Linked DNA regions of Homo sapiens: region 1 is linked to region 2. A link is an interaction called in ENCODE POLR2A ChIA-PET data of the cell type or tissue named here. Cell type or tissue: Panc1. All regions are shown on one strand. Links, peaks and the distances in the headings refer to the core of each region. The heading gives the core; the rest is flanking DNA. Region 1 overlaps MEGF8 (multiple EGF like domains 8). Region 2 holds the start of ERF (ETS2 repressor factor).

Region 1 (10,208 bases), core at 1,346-9,345, 90 kb before region 2:
CATCTCAAAAAAAAAAAAAAAAAAAGAATGAGAGTGTTTCTTAAGTTCTGTTATGGGAAGCTTGCCAGGAAGAAAAAAAGGAAGCAGTCGTATAATGTTCATAGTATATTAGTTTAGTGAGAAAGAAAAATGATATGATGTCATGCTTACTTGCATCTGAATAGGTAAATTCTGGAATAAGATCAAAGAAACCCAAATGGATCTTCCAGGGAGGTATGGTGGCCTTAAGTTGCAGCCATGCTGGAGCTAGATAATTTTGGACCACTTAAGGGGTAGGGAGTGGGGTAAATGAGAGAGACTGTCCATTTAGTGACTTTTTTTTCTTTTTCTTTTTCTTTTTTTTTTTTTTTTTTTTTGAGACAGAGTCTCTCTCTGTCACCCAGGCTGGAGTGCAGTGACATGATCTCAGCTGACTGCAAGCTCCACCTCTCGGGTTCACGCCATTCTCCTGCTTCAGACTCCTGAGTAGCTGGGACTACAGGTGCTCACCACCACACCCAGCTAATTTTTTTGTATTTTTATTAGAGACAGGGCTTCACTGTGTTAGCCAGGACGGTCTCGCTCTCCTGACCTTGTAATCCGCCTGCCTTGGCCTCACAAAGTGCTGGGATTACCGGCGTGAGCCACCGTGCCCAGCCTTTTATTTATTTATTTATTTTTAATTAAAATGGAGTCTCACTCTGTTGCCCAGGCTGCAATGCAGTGGCGTGATCTTGGGTCACTGTAACCTCTGCCTCCCAGGCTCAAGAGATACTCCTCCCTCAGCCTCCCAGGTAGCTGGGACTACAGGCACGCATCACCATGAGCAGCTAATTTTTGTATTTTTAGTAGAGATGGGATTTCGTAATGTTGGCCAGGCTGATCTCAAACTCCTGACCTCAAGTGATCCTCCCACCTTAGCCTCCCAAAGTGCTGGGATTACAGGCACCCGACATCACGCCCGGCTAATTTTTGTAGTTTTAGTAGAGACAGGGTTTCACCATGTTGGCCAGGCTGGTCTCAAACTCCTGACCTCAAGAGATCCGCCCACCTCGGCCGGAATTACAGGCGTGAGCCACCGTGCCCAGCCCCAATGACTTTTGATGTCACTGTGATTTTTGAACCATGTGAATATATGAGCTATTTTTAAAATCAATAAAGAGGCCGGGCATGGTGGCTCATGCCTGTAATCCCAGCACTTTGGGAGGCTGAGGCAGGCAGATCATGAGGTCAGGAGATCGAGACCATGCTGGCTAACACAGTGAAACCCCATCTCTACTAAAAATACAAAAAATTAGCCGAGTGTGGTGGCAAGTGCCTGTAGTTCCAGCTACTCAGCAGGCTGAGGCAGGAGAATCACTTGAACCCGGGAGCTGCAGGTTGCAGTGAGCCAAGATCGTGCCACTGCACTCCAGCCTGGGCGACAGAGAGAGAGACTCTGTCTCAACAACAACAACAAAAAATCAATAAAGAGGTACTGTGGAAAACAGTTTGGACATTCCTCAATAAGATGAATATGGAATTAACATATAACCCAGCAATTCTGCTCCTAGGTATACAGCCACAAGAATTGAAAACAGATGTTCAAACAAAAACGTGTACACAAGTGCTCATACCAGCATTATTCACAATAGTCAAAAGATGGAAACAGCCCAAACGTCCATCAGCTGATGAATGGATAAACAAAATGTGGTCCATCTATACAATGGAATATTACTCAACCATAAAAAGGAATAGAGTTCCTTTCCAAATGAAGTTATAAAATGAATGAGCCTTGAAAACATTACGCTGAGTGAAAGAAGCCAGACACAAAAGGCCACATAGTACAGGCCTCCATGTACATGAAATGTCCAGAACTGGCAAATCCAGAGATGGAAAACAGATTAGTAGCTGCCAGGGACCGGGGGGAAGAGTGGAATAGAGAGTGACTACTTAGTGAGTCCAGGGTTGTCCTCTGGGGTGATGAAAATGTTCTGTAACAAGATAGTGGTGATGATTGCACAATATTGTAAATGTGCTAAATGTCACTGATGAAAAATTTTATGTGTATTTTACCACAATGTAAAAATTCTTTTTAAAATCTATAAGGAGGCCAGGCACAGCGGCTCATGCCTGTAATCCCAGAGTTTTGGGAGGCCAAGGCAGGCGGATCATTTAAAGTCAAGAGCTCAAGACCAGCCTGACCAACATGGTGAAACTTCGTCTTCTACTAAAATACAAAAATTAGCTGGGCGCAGTGGCGGGCATCTGTAATCTCGGCTACTCAGGAGGCTGAGGCAGGAGAATCACTTGAACCCAGGAGGCAGAGGTTGCAGTGAGCTGAGACTGCGCCACTGCACTTCAGCCTGGGTGACAGAGCAAGACTCCCTCTCAAAAAAAATAAAAAATAAAGTCCATAAGGAAAATAAGACCCTTGAATGTAAAGAGTTTTGGAGTAAACATAAGAGTGATAAAGATGCATTTGAGAAAAAACAAACCCTAGGATCAGGATCATCAACACCCCACCCAGGGCCACGCCTCCTACCCACCTTGTCAGGCTGGGAGGTATTGGGCGGCTGCTGAAAGGTGAGCAAGTGCAGGCCAGGCAGGAAGCTCTGGGTGACGCAGGCCTCCAGGGACGTGACGAAGACAGGCGCAGGCCCCCACCAGCCCACAGTGCCTGAGATCTGCTCCCCTCGGCAGCGGGCCTGCTCTGAGAAGACAGGGGGTGGGGGCCGGTGGGTCAGTGTGGAGTGCTCTGGCCCCCTCCTGCCGGCCCACTGCTGCGGACACTCACCAGGCCTAGGGAGGCAGCTCTCATTGTGCACGCACCAGCCCAGGGTGCCAGGTCCCCGTGGAGGGGCTGTGGGGCTGCTGAAGGCCAGGCAGGCCTGGCAGTCACCCAGGAGGCGGCCCAGGCCCAGGCAGCTGGCGGCTGGACACTGCGAGGAGGAGAGGGGAAAGGGCTCACTGTCAACTGGAGCTCAAGAGATCTGGGAAGGAAGGGCTGTGGATACAGGGTCCTGCGATGGAAAGGGCGAAAAAACTGAAGAACGGGGAGTTGACTTGGAATGTGGGAGATCCAGAGGACGGGGGATGCGGGGATGGGGTCACGGGCTCAAAAGGGTCGGGCTGGGTGGGATAGGCAAAGGTTCAGGGCTCCGCAGTCAGGAATCAGGAAGGAGGATCTCCGGCATGAAAACAAGTCTCCCAGTTGAGGGAAAGTTCTTGTCCATCTGGTTAGGCAGAGGGAGACACTGAGGGCAGGTCTCTATGCTAGGGAACAGAGGGTCTAGGGCTGTCACTCACAGCCCCCAAGGGGGTCCCAGGAGGGGGTGCAGCTTGGCAGGCTCCTTGGCACCAACTGCATTCCGGGTCCCGGGAGCAGACGCTGTGGTCTGTGTACATGGAGCAGTAGTCCAAGTGGTACTGCAGGGAGGCAAGGGGACAGAGGGGGAGGCAAGGGGACGGAGGAGGAGGCCTCTCAGACCTGGGCCGGCCTCCCAAGTCCCCGCTTGCTTTAGCTATCCCAGAGGACCCTGAGTGCTCAGCATGCCCATCCATTCCTCCCCCAGGCCCAGGGACCTCTAGCTCCTCTTTCCTCTGCCCCAGGGACCTCCTTCCCTTCTCTCATGGTCCTAGGGATCCCCACTCCTTCTCCCAGGGATCCCCTCCTGCCTTTCCCCTCACCTGTGGAAACCCTGCTACCTCCTCCCCCCAGCCACCCTTTCCCTGTCACCCCAGTGCTCACGTCAGGGGCAGGTGCCTGGAACACAAAGGGGGGCACCTTGTACGCCATCAAGTCCCCACGGGGCCGGCCGCTGTACCCCCCAGCCACCAACAGGACGCTGCCACCAAGCACCGCAGCTACATGTGAGTACCGACCACTGGGAGGCGCTGCTCGGCCTAGGGGAATAGAGACCCCAATGACATTATTAGACCCCCAGCCCCTCCACCACCTCCATGGCTCCTGATTCTCCTGGGCCACAGCCCAGCCTTCTATTCCGGTGGCTGCTTCAACCTCACCTGCCCAAGGACACTCTCCCAGCCCACCTGGCCCTGAACAAGCTGAGCTCCCTCGCCCCTACCCAAATCATCTTTCTGATCTTTAGGGTCAGAAAGACTTGGGTTCAAATCCTGCATCTACCACTTACTTGGGTTCAAATCGTGGATCAACTACTGACTAGCTGTGTGACCCTGGACAGGAGACTGAACTTCTCTGAGTCTTGGTTTCCTCCTCTATAAAAAGAACCATCATCTCGTCCTCAGGGAGCTGGGAGGACTGAAGAATCTGCTGAGCCCCCAGTAGGCTGCCTCAGTCTCCCATTTTTGTCTGTCTAGCACCAGCCTCTCTTCTGGTGATAGCGCCTGATTTTCCTCTGGAAAACCAACCTTTCCCTTTCCCAATCTGTGAGACTTAGGTGGAGTTGTCCCTGGTTCTGGCAGAAGTGAGGCCTTAGCCCAGGCCCATCAGTCTCAGTGACTGGCTCAGGGAGGGGTACAGGGCCTGATTCTCAATTCTTGGGGCAAAGACACTCCCTTCTTTCTGGGCATTTTATGGCAGAAGATAATCCACGAGCTGCCTGTGACCATCTACACAAGGCAAGAGACTGAAGTGAACCCAGCTGAAAAATTGAGTGAGAAATGGCTGATGCCATTTTGTGAGCACCTAGATCCAGCCCAGCCTGAAGACAGCCCCTACAGTTTTCACTCAAGTGAGCCAGGAAATTCCTTTTTTTTTTTTTTGAGACAGAGTCTCGCTTTGTCACCCAGGCTGCAGTGCCGTGCCACGATCTCAGCTCACTGCAAGCTCTGTCTCCCGGGTTCACACCATTCTCCTGCCTCAGCCTCCCAAGTAGCTGAGACTACAGGCGCCCGCCACCAAGCCCGGCTAATTTTTTGTGTTTTAGTAAAAACGGGGTTTTACTGTGTTAGCCAGGACAGTCTCGATCTCCTGACCTCGTGATCCACTCGCCTCGGCCTCCCAAAGTGCTGGGATTACAGGCATGAGCCACCGTGCCCAGCCAGAAATTCTCCTTTTTGCTTAAGCCAGCTGGGTTGGGTTTCTGTCAGTTACAGCCAAGAATCCTGACTGACAGGTAAGTGGTCAGTGAATGGTGACTTCCCTACCCTCTTACTGACCTGCGTGCACTGTAAACGTGTGGGACTTGGCCCAGGTAATCACAAACTGCGAAGCAGGAAGAGGCCTCCAGAAACATCACACTCCTGACTCCTGCCCAGTGAAGGGGACCAAGGGATAGGCAGACGAGACCTAGAATGAGGGCCTCAGACACCAGGCCTGGACTTTATTCCTGATGGTCACACAGGGTTCCTCTGGGGCCTTTCCTCCTTCCCATCCCTTAAGTGCTAAGGTTCCTTCCTTACGCTTGTCCTCTCCTCTCTCTCCTTTTCAGGGAGGAGGAGTGAACAGATGCGACTCTGGGAAGCCCACACGTCCCCGAAGTGATACGCCCAACTTGCAGGTATAAGCATCTTCTGAAGAGAGGGCCTGTGGCTTTCATCCGATTTCAAAGCAGTGTCTGATTTAATGAGAGTGAAAGGTTTCTCCATATCTCCTCCCTGGTGACCCCTCTGGCCCTGAGACAGGACCCTAACTGCTATAAGAAAGACAATATGTCTGGGCGTGGTAGTTCACGTCTATAATCACAGCACGTTGGGAGGCTGGATCTCACAAGGCTCGCTTGAGGCCAGGAGTTCAACACTAGCCTGGACAACACAGCAAGACCCTATCTCTAAAAAACAAAAATATTTTATTTAATTAGCCAGGCGTGGTATTGTGTGCCTATGGTCACAGCTATTTGGGAGGCTGAGATGGAAGGATGACTTGAGCCTAGGAGCTCAAGACCACTCTGGGCAACATAGGGAGGCCTCATCTCTACAAAAAATTTTAAAAAATCTGTTTTTATGTGTGTTTTTTTTTTTTTTTTTTTTTGGAGATGGAGTATCCCTCTGTTACCCAGGCTGGAGTGCAGTGGCACGATCTTGGCTCACTGCAACCTCCGCCTCCTGGGTTCAAGCGATTCTCCTGCCTCAGCCTCCTGAGTAGCTGTGACCACAGGCATCTACCACCACGCCAGCTAATTTTTGTATTTTTAGTAGAGACAGGGTTTCACCATATTAACCAGGCTGGTCTCGAACTCCTGACCTCACGATTTTCCCGCCTTGGCCTCCCAAAGTGCTGGCATTACAGGAATGAGCCACAGTGCCTGGCCAAAAATTCTGTTTTTAATTAGCTGGGAAGGGTAGCATGGGCCTGTGGTCCCAACCACTTGGGAGGCAGAGGTGGGAGGACTGCTTGAGCCCGGGAGGTCAAGGCTGCAGTGGGCTATGACTGCACCACTGCACTCCAGGTTGGGCAACAGAACAAGACTCTGCCTCTAAAATAGTAACAATAGGCCGGGCGTGGTGGCTCATGCCTGTAATCCCAGAACTTTGGGAGGCCCAGGCAGGCAGATTACTTAAGGTCAGGACTTCAAGACCAGCCTGGCAAACATGGCAAAACTTCAACTCTACCAAAAATACAAAAATTAGCCAGGAGTGGTGGTGCACATCTATAATCCCAGCTACTCAGGAGGCTGAGGCAGGAGAATAGCTTGAACACGGGAGGTGGAGGTTGCAGTGAGTGGAGACTATGCTACCGCACTCCAGCCTGGGTGACAGAGCAAGACTCCATCTCAAGTAAAATAAAACAAAATAGTAACAACAATAATAATAATGCCTGGCCGGGCACGGTGGCTCATGCTTATAATCCTAGCACTTTGGGAGGCCCAGGCGGGCAGATCACAAGGTCAACACAGTGAAACCCCATCTCTACTAAAAAAATACAAAAATTAGGCCAGGCACGGTGGCTCACGCCTGTAATCCCAGCACTTTGGGAGGCCGAGGCAGATGGATCACTTGAGGCCAGGAGTTCGAGACCCACCTGGTCAACATGGCAAACCCCATCTCTACTAAAAATACAAAAATTAGCCGGGTGTGGTGGCACACGCTTCTAGTCCCAGCTACTCAGAAGGCTGAAGCATGAGAATTGCTTGAACCTCGGAGGCAGAGATTGGAGTGAGCCAAGATCACACCACTGCACTTCAGTCTGGGCAACAGAGCAAGACTCTGTCTCAAAAATAAATAATAAAAATTTTAAAAAAGAAAGGAAATGTGTGGAGCACTTCACTGGGCATCATTCTTGAAGGATCATCTCAATTTACTCTTACAGCTATCCAATGGCATTACGTGTTATAATTTTCATTTCACAGATGAGCAAACTGAGGCACAGAGATTAAGTAATAGTTTTTGTTTTTGTTTTTTTGGGGACGGAATCTCACTCTGTTGCCCAGGTGGGAGTGCAGTGGTGCGAACTCAGCTCACTGCAAGCTCTGCCTCCCAGGTTCAAGCAATTCTCCTGCCTCAGTCTCCTGAGTAGCTGGGACTACAGGCGCATGCCACCATGACTAGCTAATTTTTTGTATTTTTAGTAGAGATGGGGTTTTACCATGTTAACCAGGATGGTCTCAAACCCCTGACCTCATGATCTGCCCGCCATGGCGTCCTAAAGTGCTGGGATTACAGGTGTGAGCCACTGCACCCGGCCTTAAGTGATAGTTTTATACAGATTGTTGTTTGGGGATAGCCATGCTGGCTCTGTCACTTATCTACTGTGATCTTGAAAAAGTTACTGCTAAAGATACTATCAACAGAGTAAACAATGTACAGAATGTGAGAAAATATTTGCAAACTATGCATCCAACAAAGATCTAACATCCAGAACCTATAAGGAACTTAAATAAACTAACAAGCAAAAAACAACCCCATTAAAAAGTAGACAAAGGACATGAACAGACATTTTTCAAAAGAAGACATACACGTGGCCAATAAGCATATGAAAAAATGCTCAATATCACTAATCATGAGAGAAATGCAAATCAAAACCACAATGAGATACCATCTCACACCAGTCAGAATGGCTATTATCAAAAAGTCAAAAAATAACACATGCGAGTGAGGTTGCAGATGGGAATGTAAATTAGTTCAGGCATTGTGGAAAGCAGTTTGAAGATTTCTCAAATAACTTAAAACAGAATTACCATTTGACCCAGCAATCCCATTATCGGGTATATACCCCAAGGAATATAAATTGTTCTAACGTGTATGTTCAAAGCAGCACTGTTCACAATAGCAAAGACATGGAATCAACCTAAATGCCCATCAATGATAGACTGGATAAAGAAAATGGAGGCCAGGCGCATTGGCTCACGCCTGTAATCCCAGCAATTTGGGAGGCCGAGGCAGGTGGATCACCTGAGGTCAGGAGTTTGAGACCAGCCTAGCCAACATGGTGAAACCCCGTCTCTACTAAAAATACAAAAATTAGCCGGCTGTGGTGGTAGGCGCCTGTAATCCATCTACTCGGGAGGCTGAGGCAGGAGAATCGCTTGAACCTGGGAGGTGGAGGTTGCAGTGAGCCGAGATCCCGCCACTGCACTCCAGCCTGGGCGACAGAGCGAAACTCCGTCTCAAAAAAAAAAAAAAAAAAAAAAAAAAATACATAGAAAGAAAAAAAAAAAAAGAAAATGTGGTACGTATACATCATAGAATACTATGTGGCTATAAAAAAGAATGAGATCATGTTCTTTGCATCAGCATGGATGGAGCTAGAGGCCCTTATCCTCAGCAGACTAATACAGGAACAGAAAACCAAATACTGCATGTTCTCACAAGTGGGAACAAAACATCGAGTGTACAGGGACACAAAGAAGGGAACAACAGACACTTGAGGGGCCTACCTGAGGGTTGGAGGAGGGAGAGGATCAAAAAACTACCTACTGGGGCTGGGCACAGTGGCTCACGCCTGTAATCGCAGCACTTTGGGAGGCCGAGGTGGGCGGATCACCTGAGGTCAGGAGTTCCAGACCAGCCTTGCCAACATGGCAAAACCTCGTCTCTACTAAAAATACAAAAAGATTAGCCGGGTGTGGTGGCATGCGCCTATACTCCCAGCTACTTAGGAGGCTGAGGCGGGAGGATCACTTGAACCCAGGAGGTGGAAGTTGCAGTGAGCCAAGATTGCACCACTGCATTCCAGCCTGGGCAACACAGTAAGACTCCATCCCCAAAAAAAAAACAAAAAAAAAACCTACCTGTTGGGTACTAGGCTTAATACCTGGGTGATGAAATAATCAGTACACCAAATCCCCATGACACACAATTTACCTATATAATAAACCTGTACTTGTACCACTGAACCTAAATTGAAAGTTAAAAAGGCCAAGCATGGTGGCTCACACATGTGATCCCAGTACTTTGGGAGGCTGACGTGGGAGGATCACTTGAGGTCAGGAGTTTGAGACTGGCCTGGCCAACATGATGAAACACTGTCTCTACTAAAAACACAAAAAAATTAGCCAGGCATGGAGATGCATGCCTATAATCCCAGCTACTCAGGAGACTGAGACAGGAGAATCGCTTGAACCCGGGAGGTGGAGGTCGCAGTGAGCTGAGATCACGCTACTGCACTCTAGCCCGGGCGACGGAGCGAGACTCCCTCTCAAAAAAAAAGAAAAGAGGCCGGGCATGGTGGCTCACGCCTGTAATCCCAGCACTTTGGGAGGCCGAGGCGGGCAGATCATGAGGTCAGGAAATCGAGACCACCCTGGCTAACACGGTGAAACCCCGTCTCTACTAAAAATACAAAAAATTAGCCAGGTGAGGTGGCAGGCGCCTGTAGTCCCAGCGATGCAGGAGGCTGAGGCAGGAGAATGGCGTGAAACCCGGGGGGTGGAGCCTGCAGTGAGCTGAGATCACATCACTGCACTCCAGCCTGGGCAACAGCGAGACTCCGTCTCAAAAAAAAAAAAAAAAAAAGAAAAGAAAAGAAAGTTAAAAAGAAGGAAAAGTTGCTGCCTCTTAGGCATTTCCCTGGGGCAGCTGGAAACTGGCAAAACCTGGATTGGAACCCACATTGGATACTGCGGTAAGGGCCTCCCATCTCCATGGTGACGATGCCCTAGTCCCATCTCCATCCCAGGCTTGCCTCCTAAGGCTGGCACCAACTGGCCTGGATGTCAGGCTCACCCTTACGGACTGAGGTGGCTTGAGCCCAGAATCACTATGGAGAGAGGTGGGACCCTCAGGAGCCCCTAGGGAAGAACAGGGACCACTCACCCTCAGGGGTTCCTGGCGGGGCAAGCTCAGCTCCTGACACCCATTGATGGCAGCCAAGGTGGTAGAAGAAGATG
Region 2 (10,208 bases), core at 643-8,642:
CCTGAGACTTTTTTTTTTAGGCACTGGTGAGGAGCCTGTCTAAGGTGGACTAGGTACCCCGCAAGCGAGGAGGCTGGGATTGAAGCCCTGGGTACCGGGAGCCTGAGCTCCGCAGGCCTTCCCTATCTGTGACTTTTCTGTCTCCCCGCCCATCTTCTGGATTCGTCCCCCACCCAGCCCCCCCAACTCCCGCCCGCCACCCATACGCCCCTCCTTCGGAACCTCAGAGTCTTTTTTGAGACTCTGTTTCCAGGCTATGCCTGTGAATATTGCTTCTATTTGGCCTCTACCCTGCTGCCGGCTCCTGGGCTCCATCAGATCTGCGCTGTGATTTCCTGTTTCCCAGAGCCTCAGGCTTCATCCTTCCCTCCCGGCTGAGGCAGAGAACGGAGACTTAACACTTCTCTACGCTCTGGCTTTCGATCTTAAGCCCTGTCTTCCTCTCTCCTGGCGACCCTCAGTGCCCCTTGGGAGCACATTTGTTCAGACTTTGGTCGCCCCCTCGTATCCCGGCCCCGCCTCCGGAACCCCCGGTCCTAGTAGTGGACGTGGGGGGACCTCCGGCGCCAGCCCTATCCCCGGGACAGCTGCAGCCTGGGGACGGTGGTGGTGGGGGCTTCCAAATGCATTCTCTCTGGTCACTTCCTCCCCAGCTGGACGGGGGTTATCAGGGAAGCCAAGACCCCATCCCCACAGGAGCGGAGGGCACAGCCGCCTCCCCATTTCCGATGCTGGGAAATGCATCCCACCCATTCCACCCCACCCCTGGACAGCTGCCCCCATTCAGGCTCAGGGTTGGGGGGTTGGGTAAAACCAAGCTGGGAAATGCTGTGGTCTTCATCATCTTCTAAGGTCCTGACCCCGCCCCTCTGCAGAGAAGATTCTGCCCCCTCCCCACAAAAGTTTCTGACCCCCGCTTCCTCGGAAGGGCCCCCCGTTTTCCCATACAGGCTCCCAAAAGAAACTCTGGAGCCCGCAGTGGGCAGGAGAGGAGGAGGGGCAGCAGGTAGCGAGTGCCGAAGACTTAAGTTAGCTGCAGACTCGGAGCCTCTGACTAGGGTCATGACCCGCGGGACCCCATCCCACCCCCACCCCCTCCTTCCTCCCTCCCCCGCCGCGCGGCCCCTTTAAGCCCAGAGCCGGCCGGTCCTCAGTGGCTGCGCGCCGACGAGCGTGTGTGTGAGTGCGCGGGGAGGGGGCGGGCGCAGTGTCTCCATGGCGACGCGGCGGTGACGTCGCCGGCCGGGGGGCGTGGGCGTCCCGGCCCCGGAGTGCGATATTAACCCGGGAGGCGGCGGCGGGGAGGGGAGAGGCTCTGAGAGGCGAGGCCGGGTGAGGCGGCGAGGGCGGCCCGACGGGCGCGGGACGGGACGGGGCAGCGAGGGCGCCGGGAGCCGCGGCCCGGAATCGGGGCGCTTCGCCCCGGGCCCCCCAGCATGAAGACCCCGGCGGACACAGGTGGGGGCGGGGGCAGCACGTGTGGGGGAGACTTGTTGCCCCGGGAAACCGAACGGAGAAACTTTGGGGGGGCTGAAGGGGTCCGGGGGAGCCCGAGTGATCCCCAGTTCTGGGGGACCCCTCAAGCACTGGAGACCTGTTGCTTCTCGTGGCGCGAGCGGGGTTGCTGCCTGGGACCCCCGATTCCTGGCTCCGGGCGGAGTGGTGTGGGTGCTGCGGGTCTTGGTCCTGTATCCCTACCGGGACCCCGCAGGCCGGGCTCTCCCCCACTCCCGGGATCACGGGGGTGGCGGGGTCCTTCCCCTCCGCTCTTGTCACGTTGCACTCTGGGGGCCGGGACGTGTGCGGGGCGGGGGGGCTCGTCCACCGGGCCCGCTATCCCTGGTTCTGCGCTGCGCGGTCCTGCTGGTGACCTTCACGGCGGCGCGTGCCCTGCACCAGGTTAGCGGGGGATACGGGATGGCCTCTAGGAGGAGGGCGTGAGTGGGGAGCCCGGGACTCGGGGTCCTGGCTGCGCCGCCCCTCCCCCGCCCGCCTCTGTCGGCTCCTCGCTCCCCCGCCCTCGCCGAGTCGCAAAGTTCCAAAGCGCAGCCCGAACGTTCGAAAAAGGAACTTTTTGTTTCCGACCTTAGAACGCGCGGCTTTAAGGTGGCTCCGGGGAGACCTGGGTACCCTCCTCCCGCGCCACCGGTGGCCCGGGGTTGAGGAGGGTGGGGAAGGTGGGGGGAGACGCAGAGGCTCCCCCCTCGCCCCCCCTCCCGGATCCACCTCTTCTCTTTCAGCGGGCCGTCTCTTCCCTCCGCCCCTCTCTTCCCCGCCAACTTGCTCCTCCTTAAGGGGCCAAGGTTCCCCTCCCCCTCGGTCGGCGGGCGGGGGGCAGCGGGATTAACTCCCCCTCCCACTCGGACTTTTCCCCCTCCCCTCCCCCGCCGCCCCCGGGCTCGCGCGGGCTGGACTTTGCGCCCGAGCGCGCAGGGGGAGGGGTCCCAGCCGCCCCCTGCCCGTCTACCCCGTCGGAATCCGGCCCGGGGCGGGGACGGGGGAGGGGGAAGGGGGCCGGGCGCCGCTGTTCAAACTTGTTTCCTTCCCCCGGCGGCGGCGGCGGCGGCGGCGGCGGCTCGGGCTCCTGTGTGCGGGTGTGTGCCCCGACCGGCCCACCCACCCCACCCCATCCCCACCCCATTCCCACCCCATTCCCATCCCCATCCCCCTGCTCGGCGGGTGGGGGCGGCTTAATCTTAAAGGGCTCCGAGCTGGGATCCGGCGCCAGGGGATTGGGACCCGGACCGAGGAGGGGCCCTGGGGGTGGGGCCGGGGTGCGGAGTGCGGTAGGGTCAGTCACGTGCGTCCTACACACTCCCCCGGCTTCCACTCGCTCCCGGGTGGCTGGGCCCTGGGGGCAGCAGGAGCCTACCCTCGCCCAAGGAGGAGGCCGAGGCACCCAGACAACCTCGCTTCATCTTCTCTCCCTGCTACCGGCCTTGGCCTGATAGGATCCGCGGGTCGCTTCCCCAACCCTGTCGGGGGGCGGGACAGTGTGTGGGTTTTCCGGCTGGGGGAGGGGAGGGGAAGGAGGCCTGGAATGGCCTCCGATCGGTGCATCTTTCCCGTCTGCCTCCTGGCCTGCCGCTCCGCACCCCTCCATCCAGTTCTCCATCCCGGTCCCTCTCTCTGCCGTGGCTGTTTCCCACTTCCTGTTTTCTTCCCGGCTCTGGCGCCATAGAGGGCCGCCTGGAGTGGGGGAGGTGGTGGGGCCCCCCAGGAGGCCGGCGTGTTCTTCCTCTGCCACCACTCCTCCCTTCCGACCCTCATAGTCCCTTAAAAAAAGTTTGGGCCGTCACGTGAGGTTGGGGGGTGCCCAGGAGTTTTGTCCCCCCAGGCTTGCATAGTCTGTCTGGGAGAATCCCTACCCCGCCTCTGTGGGACCCAGGTGTGCTTCTGGGACCTCGCCATCCCAGCCCTTGCTGTCTGACTGCTGCCACTTCTGCACTCTGTCTCGCAGTCTCCTGAACCCCTCTCTCCATGTGCCTGCTCTCTCCCTGCCTCACTGGCCCCCATGTTCCCGAGGTCCCGCACCCCCAAGCTTCCTCCGTGCAGGTCTGGTGTTTCCCTGTTTTAAGCACGTGGACGCATACACAGCACACTCACACATGCTCCCCTTGCCCGTGCCTGGCTCCTGGCTCCAAGGCCTGGGGAACAGAGCCCCATTGAGACACCCTGACGTCACCCCCTCTTCATTCTCCCCCCCCCAAAGCCGGGAACAGGCCTTCATGTATGCTGTGTCCGATGAGGAAAGCCGCCGTTGTGGTGGGCTTGGGAGTGGGGAAGGGTCCCTGCCAGAAGTGGGAGCCAGGGTCCAGGCCCTGGAGGAGGGGTTGCTCAGGGAAGGGGTTTAACAAGGGGGCCTGGGACAGCTCCCAGAATGCGGCTTGAGGCCTTTCCAGAGCCCCCCCACCTCCTTTCCGAGTTCCCTTTGTGTTGCATGTAGTCTCTCTCACTCCCTCTCTTCTGCAAAGTTTATTTTTAGCCTCCTGCTCCCCCGCTCCCAGGACTGTCGCTGCACACACGTTGCCTGGTTACCGGGACACGGAGGCTGGGGCGGGTGGGCTGGGAAGGGTGGCTTTAATTTTGGGGGGAGGGTGGAAGTCAGTACATCCCCCACCCCCAGATTGATGTCTCAGGGGCTTTGGCCCCCCTTCTAGGTCTAGAGCCAGATTGGGGCTGAGGTGGAAGTAACATGGAGCTTGGTTCCCTGAGAGGGGCTGGGAGCTTTTTGGAGGGGATATGAGGGTCCATGAAGCTGGTGGCTGGGTCACCTGGGTTCCAAAGGACCCTGGGCCTTGCAGGAGACCTTGTGATCTGGATTCTCTAGAAGGGTGAGGATAATGGGTTGAACACCTAGATTCCCAAGAGAGCGATGGTGCTCTGGGGTCTCTGGAAGGGGTTGTCAAAGGCTGTCACTTTTAAATGGAACAGGGGCTGTTGGTGCTGGTCTGTGAACAGCTGGAGGTCATATCCCTGGCACCCTGAGGGGCTGGTGGAAGGCTGGGATATATCTGAATGGGGCAGGGACTCCGGGGGCTATGTGGTACTGCAGCCCAGTCTGGGCAGGAGTTGGGGGCCTACAGTGAGCTCTGGATTTGGAGGGGGTGGTCCCTGTGGGAGCAGGAACTACTGATTCCCTGGATTCCCAAGGGGAAGGATCCCTTGTTGGATTCCAGACTTGGGTGGAGTCTTTGAGGGTGGATGTGTTGCCTGGAGGCCTTGTTGGTACCTGTTTGAGCTGGGGCCAAGGGAGGCGGATTGACCCCTGCAGCCTGACTGGATTTGGGAGCCGCCCATCTTTAGCTGGCCACCTTGGCCTTCTCTCTCTAGTGGCACCAGGGACCCTGCTCTGCCTCCCCACTCCTTCCCTTCCTCCCCTTTCCCTCCTCCCACCCCTCCATTACCGGCTGCCTGGTGCTGAATTATTGATGGCCCCTGTTGTTGGGAAATGACAACAACCGCAGTCCCCCCACCCCCCACCCCCCACCCCAGGCTGCCCACCCCCTCCAGAGACCAGCCAGCCCACCGCCAACCTCTACCCAAGGTTAATGCTGGGGGTGGGCAGGCAGGTGGGCAGGGAAGGAGCTGAAGATGAGAAGGCAGAAGTGGGAAGAGGGTGACAGCTCCAGGGTGCCTGCTCAAGCTCCAGGCCTGGGCTGGGCCCTCCAGCCAGGTGGGGCCTGGATGCCTGGGTCTGGGGAGGGCAGTGTAGCTCAGAGGGTCCAGGGCTTGGGGGGCCTCTCAGACAGTCTGGGTTTCACTCTCCAGGGAAGACAGAAGCCTCTGTGTGTGCAAGCGCTGACCTCATCGGCAACCGAGTCACCCCACCCCTCCTGGTCCTTTTAAGAAAAAAAAAAAAAATCTTCCTCTCAGGTCTTGGGGTTGGGAGTAGGGGCTCTGTTGGGTCTTCGGAGGAGACAGTGCATGTTTCTAAGGAGGACATCCGAGGAGCTGGGGTGGTGCAACTGGCTCTGAATGGGAGTGGGGGTAAGCTGGGGGGCTGTACCCCAACCCGGCTGGCCACGTGTGCCCCTTCCTGCCCCTCCCCCACTGGCAGCCCTGCCCGCCAGCCTGGCTTGGTGCCTGGCCCCCTGGCACTGGCCCCGGGACCCACCGCCGACGGTTTCCTGTTTCTCCCGGTGTCGCTGGAGCGGGCTCCAGCTTCCCCTCCCCCCCAGCTCCTGTCTAGCCCCTCACATGCAGACAGACAGACACGCACTGTCTTCTCTTAAATCAGATCTTGACTTGGCTGAGGTGAGACAGATTTCCCCATGTTGAAGGCAGGGCAGAGGTGGACCCTGGGATGGGACCCAGAGCCCTGGACTTGGCAGCCTGACCCCAGGCCACTCCCTGCCTCCCGTCCCCAGGGTTTGCCTTCCCGGATTGGGCCTACAAGCCAGAGTCGTCCCCTGGCTCAAGGCAGATCCAGCTGTGGCACTTTATCCTGGAGCTGCTGCGGAAGGAGGAGTACCAGGGCGTCATTGCCTGGCAGGGGGACTACGGGGAATTCGTCATCAAAGACCCTGATGAGGTGGCCCGGCTGTGGGGCGTTCGCAAGTGCAAGCCCCAGATGAATTACGACAAGCTGAGCCGGGCCCTGCGGTGAGGACGGGCTGGGGACCCCTGAGCACATGTGGAGTGCCCCCCCGGGGTTGCACAGCCCCTTGCCTGTGGGAACAAGCATTGGGTCTGACCCCTGGCTTTGCCAAATCCTAGCTGTGTGACCTTGGGCCACTCCCAGCCCTTCCCTGAGCCCCTTGGTAACACAGACGTATCCTGAGGAGAGATTACAGTCACCAGTGGATCCTCTAGTCCTGCCTTAGATGTGAGGAGAGAGCTGGTACCCACCCTCTGGGCACTTGATTTGTCTTTTGTGGCCTACGTTCCTCAGTTGGCCTTTGGGAACCACACCTAAGTGCGTGTTAAGGTGTGGAGTCTAGACCTGGGTCCCACGTACCTGACCTTCCCAATGGCATTTCTGTACCCACAGCTATTACTATAACAAGCGCATTCTGCACAAGACCAAGGGGAAACGGTTCACCTACAAGTTCAATTTCAACAAACTGGTGCTGGTCAATTACCCATTCATTGATGTGGGGTTGGCTGGTGAGTACCAGGGATGGTTGGTGTGGAGAGGGTCTACATGCCCCTTCAGGCTAGGCCAGGGGCCTTGACACTGTCTCCCTTCTGCCAGGGGGTGCAGTGCCCCAGAGTGCCCCGCCAGTGCCGTCGGGTGGTAGCCACTTCCGCTTCCCTCCCTCAACGCCCTCCGAGGTGCTGTCCCCCACCGAGGACCCCCGCTCACCACCAGCCTGCTCTTCATCTTCATCTTCCCTCTTCTCGGCTGTGGTGGCCCGCCGCCTGGGCCGAGGCTCAGTCAGTGACTGTAGTGATGGCACGTCAGAGCTGGAGGAACCGCTGGGAGAGGATCCCCGCGCCCGACCACCCGGCCCTCCGGATCTGGGTGCCTTCCGAGGGCCCCCGCTGGCCCGCCTGCCCCATGACCCTGGTGTCTTCCGAGTCTATCCCCGGCCTCGGGGTGGCCCTGAACCCCTCAGCCCCTTCCCTGTGTCGCCTCTGGCCGGTCCTGGATCCCTGCTGCCCCCTCAGCTCTCCCCGGCTCTGCCCATGACGCCCACCCACCTGGCCTACACTCCCTCGCCCACGCTGAGCCCGATGTACCCCAGTGGTGGCGGGGGGCCCAGCGGCTCAGGGGGAGGCTCCCACTTCTCCTTCAGCCCTGAGGACATGAAACGGTACCTGCAGGCCCACACCCAAAGCGTCTACAACTACCACCTCAGCCCCCGCGCCTTCCTGCACTACCCTGGGCTGGTGGTGCCCCAGCCCCAGCGCCCTGACAAGTGCCCGCTGCCGCCCATGGCACCCGAGACCCCACCGGTCCCCTCCTCGGCCTCGTCATCCTCTTCTTCTTCTTCCTCCCCATTCAAGTTTAAGCTCCAGCCGCCCCCACTCGGACGCCGGCAGCGGGCAGCTGGGGAGAAGGCCGTAGCCGGTGCTGACAAGAGCGGTGGCAGTGCAGGCGGGCTGGCTGAGGGGGCAGGGGCGCTAGCCCCACCGCCCCCGCCACCACAGATCAAGGTGGAGCCCATCTCGGAAGGCGAGTCGGAGGAGGTAGAGGTGACTGACATCAGTGATGAGGATGAGGAAGACGGGGAGGTGTTCAAGACGCCCCGTGCCCCACCTGCACCCCCTAAGCCTGAGCCCGGCGAGGCACCCGGGGCATCCCAGTGCATGCCCCTCAAGCTACGCTTTAAGCGGCGCTGGAGTGAAGACTGTCGCCTCGAAGGGGGTGGGGGCCCCGCTGGGGGCTTTGAGGATGAGGGTGAGGACAAGAAGGTGCGTGGGGAGGGGCCTGGGGAGGCTGGGGGGCCCCTCACCCCAAGGCGGGTGAGCTCTGACCTCCAGCATGCCACGGCCCAGCTCTCCCTGGAGCACCGAGACTCCTGAGGGCTGTGGGCAGGGGACCTGTGTGCCCCGCACCCCCCATGCTTCTTTTGCTGCCTTAAGCCCCCTATGCCCTGGAGGTGAGGGCAGCTCTCTTGTCTCTTCCCTGCCTCCTCCCTTTTCCCTCCCCACATTTTGTATAAAACTTTAATTTCTTTTTTTTAAAAATGGTGGGGGTGGGTGGGTGCCCAGGGCTAGGGGCTATTCCCTGTCTCTGTGGGTTTCTAAGCTCTGGGCAAAGTGGTGGTAGGGGGAGGGAGGGGGAAGTTAAGGGGGTCACCTCCATTCTGGGGAATTTATATTTGAATTGAGGCTTTGGCCTTAACACCCAGGAACTTTTCTATTACAATCGCTTAGGAAGTAAAGCCTTGTCTCCCTCCCTGTTCTCTGCCTCTTGTACCCCTCTGACCCACCCGCTCTGCCCCACTCCCAGCCCTCCTCAGCCCCAGCCCTGCCTGCCCTGCCCCTCCAGGGGGCCATGAGTGCCTAGGTTTCTCATACCCCACAAGGTCACAGCAGGGGAGGGAGGGACAATTTTATAATGAACCAAAAATTCCATGTGTTGGGGGGTGGGGGGCGGAGGAGGGTGAGGGGTGCCGCCCATGGGCCACAAATCTCTACAAGTGCCTGCTATCCCTCTCCCACTCCCCACCCCAGCACCGGTCCAACCCCTTCATCCCCAGCTGCTCCTAGGACTGGCCCATGGGCAGGCGGGTGGGGGGATGGGAAGGGGGTGCCCTGAAACCAAACTGGAAGCCCCCTCTGCCTCCCAGCTGGGGCCTCTGGGGTGGGGTGGGGGGCTGTGGTCAAGCCTTATTCTGTATTGGGGACTGAGGGTGGGGGGAGTAGAGGGGCCGCTGGAGAATGTATTCAAAACAATAAAACTTTGGACCTTTGGATGCAGTGATCAATGTCCTAGGTGCTCGGTGCAGCCCCCTGAGGGCCACAGCTTTTGCTTGATTCTGAAGGAGGGGCCCCACCCTGGCTGCTAGTGGGTCTGTGGCCAGATCAGTATAGAGGGCCTAACCCTAATCAGAATGGGCCAAATCCAGGCCTGGGAAACCGTCTCCTGACCTCAGAGGCACATGAGCCCCAGAGCTTGATGATAGTGGTCTCAGGCATGCGCCGGCTTCATCAGACTGCTCCTCTGTTCCATGGGGACCTTGTCCTTGAAAGCTCTTCCCACTGTTTTTCACCACAACCCCACTGCCCTTGCTCTTCTGATTGCCTGGATGCCTTCCCACTTGTGGCTAGGAATTCTTCCCACACCCCAGGTCCCCAGTGAAGACCAGGAGCTCCCTTTTGCACTGCCCCTCGCACCCTGCCCACACCCCTCTCTTGTTGCTCTGAGTTCAGCTGGGAGTCCTTTGGAGAACAGCCTGTGGTGTCTCTTGAAATGTAGACCTTGCAAGGTAACTTGGTGATCTTCAGGTCCAGGTATGGGAACACCCCCAGCCAGCACACAGCCAAGGGACTGGCTCACTAGTCATCGATGCTGTTGACCTACTGTGTGTCCAATACTTAAGAGCTGCAGTGTTGTAGCTCCTTCAGTATCCAGTAAGGTAGGGGCAACCAGTGCTGCTAAGTGACTTGCCCAGGGCCCTGTGGCTGAGCCAGGACTTCAAAGCCCACGTTCTTTCAACAACTCCTGACTTTTCCTTCCTAACACCAAGATAGTTGGATCCAGATCAGGCTTTCAGGATCAGAGGATTTGAGATGAGCTCATAGAGCTAGAAGCTGAGATTGGAGAGCTTGAATCAGGGATGAAAGAATTAGGAGGAATAATCCAGGCTGGAAGTACCCTTAGAGACAAGTTCTGTCTCCACCATGCAGGTGAGGTGCCTGAGGCCCAGAAAGGGGAAGGGGTTTCCCCAAGGCCACACAGCTGCTAAGAGATGGAGTGGCAATTGAGGGCTTGTTGGACTGGCTTCGCCATGAAACTCCACCCTGTGCAACCCTGAGGGGGAAGAAACGTTGACTGGCAACTGCTACCCACTCGCATCTCATTTCATGCCAGCCAGGGTGGGTGGTCCCAGATGATGTCGGTTGGCAGGGAAGAGAGGATCCAGGGCTAGGATACTGGCAGGAAACCGAGGCTCCCGAGGCGGCCTGCGGGAAACTGCTCCCTCTCCTGGGTGATGTAAGTCATTCCCTGGGGTGGGGGCCACTGGGCTATTTCTGGAAGCTGGGATGAGACATGTCTCCTGGCAACATAGTTGCAGCTGAGTTGGTGGTGGTGG

The links. ChIA-PET counts read pairs that join two places held together with the same protein. Peaks named below come from ENCODE experiments on the same cell type or tissue, not always from the same donor. Only the 100,000 strongest peaks of a DNase experiment are listed, where the experiment ranks them.
Region 1: POLR2A ChIA-PET joins it to region 2 with 13 read pairs; 8 of 35 experiments call an interaction of 5 or more read pairs at or near these places.

What each region holds. Positions count from the first base shown.
Region 1 is chr19:42,337,133-42,347,340 of GRCh38, reverse strand. It overlaps MEGF8 (multiple EGF like domains 8), which reads right to left. Exons shown (of 42, transcript NM_001271938.2): 8 at 10,135-10,208; 9 at 3,710-3,864; 10 at 3,268-3,387; 11 at 2,756-2,900; 12 at 2,508-2,671. Among named protein-coding and RNA genes, the nearest start is that of MIR8077, 8.9 kb to the left of the region's middle. In Panc1, for the core only: no CTCF peak of the experiment used is centred there; no DNase peak of the experiment used is centred there.
Region 2 is chr19:42,246,228-42,256,435 of GRCh38, reverse strand. ERF (ETS2 repressor factor) reads left to right here and starts at 1,308. Exons shown (of 4, transcript NM_006494.4): 1 at 1,308-1,458; 2 at 5,871-6,105; 3 at 6,494-6,609; 4 at 6,698-8,867. The coding sequence starts at 1,437. The coding sequence ends at 7,971. RefSeq lists enhancers at 80-611, 1,252-1,751 and silencers at 1,107-1,506, 1,517-2,206, 2,287-2,356, 2,447-2,566, 2,587-2,636 and 2 more. In Panc1, for the core only: no CTCF peak of the experiment used is centred there; no DNase peak of the experiment used is centred there; H3K4me3 peaks cover 4,402 bases; H3K27ac peaks cover 2,580 bases.